Linked DNA regions of Homo sapiens: region 2 is linked to region 1. The links are chromatin loops, found by intact Hi-C in ENCODE. Cell type or tissue: Caco-2. All regions are shown on one strand.

What was found. Hi-C counts contacts between places; a loop is a spot of excess contacts. Peaks named below come from ENCODE experiments on the same cell type or tissue, not always from the same donor. Only the 100,000 strongest peaks of a DNase experiment are listed, where the experiment ranks them.
Region 2: it touches region 1 in a loop (21-fold over the local background); 15 of 110 quality-filtered maps call a loop at or near these places.

Annotation. Positions count from the first base shown.
Region 1 is chr1:34,459,186-34,461,685 of GRCh38, reverse strand. The region is part of intron 8 of LOC105378641 (a long non-coding RNA gene); the gene reads left to right. Among named protein-coding and RNA genes, the nearest start is that of MIR552, 210 kb to the left of the region's middle. In Caco-2, no CTCF peak of the experiment used is centred here; a DNase peak (open chromatin) is centred at 1,245.
Region 2 is chr1:34,596,965-34,599,464 of GRCh38, reverse strand. All of the region lies in intron 3 of LOC105378641 (a long non-coding RNA gene), which reads left to right. Among named protein-coding and RNA genes, the nearest start is that of MIR552, 71 kb to the left of the region's middle. In Caco-2, a CTCF peak has its summit at 1,369 (motif pointing right); a DNase peak (open chromatin) is centred at 1,404.

The DNA.
Region 1 (2,500 bases):
CCCCCATCTCTGAACCACTACCACCCAGTGTTTCTATATTTCTCACACCTATGGTCCTGGACTCCCCTGCCCCACCTCTGGCCCTGCAATATCTCACTATAGATAAATGAGCATGTGTCCCCACGGTGGTGGGTGATGGTGACAGGTATAACCTGCCGAGGACACACTGAGATAGGGGTGTGTTCAGGTATCCCCAGGCGAGAACATGGGCTGGTACAGGAGGGAGAAACACTTTGAAAGAAGGTGATGGATGCTGGTTCGAGGAGCTGGGTTGGGCCGCGTGGGAGCTGGTCTAAGCTGGCAGCAATTTTCCTGTTTCCCTGGCTTTAAGACCGACAAGCTTGAAACAGGGCCTGGCACAGTGGCTGGTCAGCTCGAGTGCTTTATTTTTATTTCTTATTCTCAATCAACAATTGTACTGCTTTTATTAGCAATCAGTGCTCTGACAGGAGTGCTGACGGCAAGAGACTCGGTGGTGAATCGAAGTGGTTGGCTCTCAGGCAGAGAGTTGGCTGAAAGGAGGAGGAGGAGGACTGTTATTCTAACAGGCTGAAGGGAGCAGATCCTGTGGGGCTGCCAGGTCAGGAAGCTCTGCAGGGCCCTAGGCAAGCAGGGTGGGGCTAGACGGGCTGCCTTAGCATCCACAGCCCGTTTTCCCCGAACCCTGTCCCAGCCCCCTGAGTCTCTGGCAGTCATGGCCTTAATGGGGACTCAGTTTCCTCCAAAGTCTGCAGCAGGGTGATATTTCTAGAATGATTCCTTGTTCCTTCTGCCTAGGAAGGATGAAGGCGAATGGACACATTTTGATCAGAGACCACAAAATCCTGCGAAGGCATCAGAAATGGAAGAGCTCCAGGGTGAAAAGAGCACGCTTCCATTTGGGAGCTTGGGGCCTAGATTATGGCCCAGTCCTCAGTGGCTCCATTCGCTTTTCTTTTCTTTTTGGTAGCCACAAAAAGGTTCTAAGTCTTGTTACAGCTGGAGAACCAACCACTTGGGGATCTGAGCAGAAACTCAAATTCTTGCTTTTCAGTAGAGCCATTAAAAAGAAGGAGCCTGGGCTCAGGCCCACCTCTGTCTGCATCCTGGCTCTGCCCCTCATTAGCTGCGTGACCTTGCACAGATGACTTAACTTCTCTGACCCTGGGCCCCTTTATTAGGAATGTGGAGGGTTAAGTAAGAGCCAGGAGGCAAGTTGGCAGAAGGGCCCTGGGCAGTCACGTTCAAAGACTGGCAGAAGTTCAGAGCCCCATTCTGCCACCTAGTGGTGGTATGTCCTTGGGCAAGTCGCTAAGTTACAACCTCTGGGCCTCCGTTTCTTCACCTGCAAAATGGAGCTGATGACTACCGAAACTTCCTCCTTGGGTCCTTGTGAGGGCTAAATGTCTGTGAAACACTTAGAATAGTGGCTGGCTTATAGCAAGCCCTGTCTGAGGTCAGCTAGGTTAGTAATCTAACATCATGCTTAGTATCCTAGGAGATTCGGTAGGTGTGACAGCAGCTGTGACATCATTAACTAGGAGGTTATCTGGGCTCTGCATCAGAAAGGGAGTGGCCAGCTGTCCTCATCACAATGTCTAGTAGCAATAAAGGTTTTCCTCCCGCTGCCCTGGAGTCCTCCATCACTGACTGTTAGAAATGGGGTCTTGTTGGATAAGTTGGATAGGACACGCGTTTCCAGCACTCTCTATGAAATGCCACGCTGCTACAAACCCCCCATAGCACCCACTCGGCGGCATTTACCCCACTCTCCTGTCACAGCCCATTTACTTGTCTGTCTCTCTTACTGGCCTGTGGGCAACTCGAGGGCAACATCTGTCTCAGTCACTGTGGAGAGATGGCAAAGTGTCGTGGTGAAGTGAGACAGCCAGGCCCCAGTCCTTGCTCTGCCACTTACCAGCTGTGTGGGAGCTGGTCTATGTGTCCTAACCTTCCTTTGAAGGTGCTTCTCCAAATTTCACTACGTCCACACAGTCACTTGGGAATCTTGCAGTGATTCTGATTCAGTAGGTCTGGGGTTGATCTGCATCTCCAACAAGATCCCATTTCTAACAGTAGGTGATGGAGGGCTCCACGGTTGGGGGCAGCAAATCTTTTTTTTTTTTTTTTTGCCACCAGATATTATGATGACAGCTGGCCACTTGCTGTGCCTCAGTTTCTTCATGCATAAAAAGTGCAAAATAATAGTGTCTATCTCACAGGGTTGTTGTAAATATTGAAGGATTAAATGAGCGCCAGGCAGGTGCTGAGCATTCAATCAGAGTTGGCGCCTTCTATTGTTGTGCTATTGTTGTGTTGCTGTTGTCATTGTATCTCTAGTACCCAGCCCAGTGCCAGGCACCCAGTAGACACTCCACAAACATTTATTGAATAAATAAATGACCTCAGCTGGGTGCACATCAATGTTTTTCACACCCTTGACATTGGCAAGGCTTTTTCCGATATCGAACACTGAACTCTGTTTCTGTTGTGTGACTTGAATTCCCTGGGGAAGATGAGC
Region 2 (2,500 bases), 140 kb before region 1:
TTATCTTGTGCCAGGCCTGGGTCCAACATTTGAGATACAAAGATGGATACAACAGGGTCCTTGCCATTGAGGTCCACCAAAGTGGGCCAAGTGAGAGATGATGGGAAGTTGCCCAAGGAAGATAGAGAGGGCTGGGTAGAATTAAGAGACATTTAGAAGGAAGAATCGTAGGATTTGGTGATAGATTCAAAGGAGAGGACGGATATCTAAGTTTGTGGCTTGAACACTTGGGAGAAATGTGTGGTCATGACTGGTATAGAGAATATGCAAGGAAAGGCAGGAGTGGTGGGAGGCAGGTGGGAGGAGCCTGGAAGGCAGGCAACCAGATGCAGAATGGATTTTTGAAGCAGGGCAGCTCTGGGGAAGCAAGGGCTCCAGGCTGTTGTCATGGGATTGGTGACTGAGATAGAGTGGAGGTGAAAGTTGGGGCTGGCCTGAAAGCCTCAGCTGCTAACTATTAATGCCATATTCCCTATTCAACCCCTTCAGGGCAGCCTGGGCAACTGGAGCCACAGAGGAACAGCAAGAGGAGGGCTGTGCTTTCACATTGGACCCTTATAGAGGGCCTTGGCAGGCTCCCCTTCTCTCCCCAGCCATTTTCTGGGCTTGAATTCAGCATTCAGTCGCTCTCCTCATTAGAAAGAGTGGCTCTGTGGGTCTGCAGGATCACTCAATACAGTAAGTGAGCCAACCCCAGGGGTTCTTTCAGGTAACTAGTACTTAAGCCCGCCATTAGCCACCATTAGGGATGCCTTTACTGCTTAATGATCACCAGCTACAGGGCTTGGTGGGGCTGGACAGATGGAGAGCAGGGAGGAGCTTCCCCACAAAGAGGCCATTCCAATGTTCTTCTCCTGAGACCCCAGAATTGAGGCTGCTCTGCCCTCCAGGCACAGGATTAGTTACAGATCACTGGCCTGTCTTGGTTAGAATAGGTAGAAATCTATATTTGATGAGTCTATGGGAAGAAGGAAGGGGATGCTAGGAGAAGCTAAGGCTCCTGTTTCTTTCTGATGGGTGGGATCTAAGGGTATTTGTGCTCTCTCTCTCTCCCTCCCTCTGTATGTGTGTGTTCGTGTGTGTGTGTGTGTGTGTGTATGTATTTTGGGGAACCTGTTCTCCGCTCTGAGGGGGTCTGGGATTCAGGGTTAGATATCCCACTTTATATAATAGAAATTTCCCCAGGATCCACTAGTCCATGGGTATCAATGAAATCATGGGTAACAGAAATGGCTCAAATTTCACTGTCTTGTGTCCCCACCTTACCACCCTCTGAAAAATCTCGCAGTTTCCCAAGAATCCCTGGGACGTCTCTGGCACTTCTGGACACATATGCTGCTGTTTCAGTGAGCACCAAGTTGCCCTCTAGGGGGTGCTGCTGCTCCACTGGGCATGGCCCTGCAGACATCATTGCTGCTCTGCAGGTGCTGGGAACTCCGGGCACTGTTGCTGCTCTGCTGGGCACTGCAGCCTCTCCCTCTGCACTCCTGGGCAACCCTTTGAGCTCTGCTGCTGGTCTGCCAGGCCCAGAAGTGTCCACCAGTCACCACTATTGCCCCACTGTTGCTTCACTGGGCTCTGTTATTGCTGCCATCTCTCAAGGGACACAGTTCAGGGGGCCAAAGCTGAATAGTGGTCTGTTGTAGGTGGAGAAGAAGGGAGGAAGCCTCTCGCCTCTTGTGCTGCACTATCTTGGAGCCATCCCAAACTTCTATAAAGTTGGATGACACAGGCCCTCCTGTCTTTTTTTTTTTTTTTTGAAACAGAGTCTCGCTGTTGCCCAGGCTGGAGTGCAGTGGCGCGATCTCGGCTCACTGCAGGCTCTGCCGCCCCCGGGTTCACGCCATTCTCCTGCCTCAGCCTCCTGAGTAGCTGGGACTACAGGCGTCCGCCACCTTGCCTGGCTAATTTTTTGTATTTTTAGTAGAGACAGGGTTTCACCGTGTTAACCAGGATGGTCTCGATCTCCTGACCTCGTGATCTGCCCGCCTCGGCCTCCCAAAGCCTCCTGTCTTTACTTAGGTATTTTATTGTTCAGCAAATATTCATTTTCTCTCCCCAAACCTCTAGGAGAGAAATGTACTTCCCAACCATTAATGCTGAGCTTGGCCGCGTGACTTGCTTGGGCTAATGGGACATTAGCAGTTACAAAGCAAGCAAAAGCTTGGAATGTGCTTGCGCAGTTGGACTTGCTGCCTTCTTGGGCCTTTGCCATTGCTGGGAGAAGAACATGCCCTCCAGATCGAGAAACCTGGGGAACAAAGCCAGATACAGCAGGCCTATGGCTTGAGGCAGAGCCTCCCCAGTAGACCTGCAGATGCCAGAGTAGGGAGTAAATGCTGACTGTTGTATGCCACCAAGTTTTGGATGGTTTGTTATGCAGCATTATTGAGGCCATAGTTGACTGAGGTAAGCTCACTCCACTCTAAGATCCAGACGCGTGTCTATGGAAATAGACTAAGATGAGTTGGACTTAAGCCATCAGGTAGTAATGAGAAAT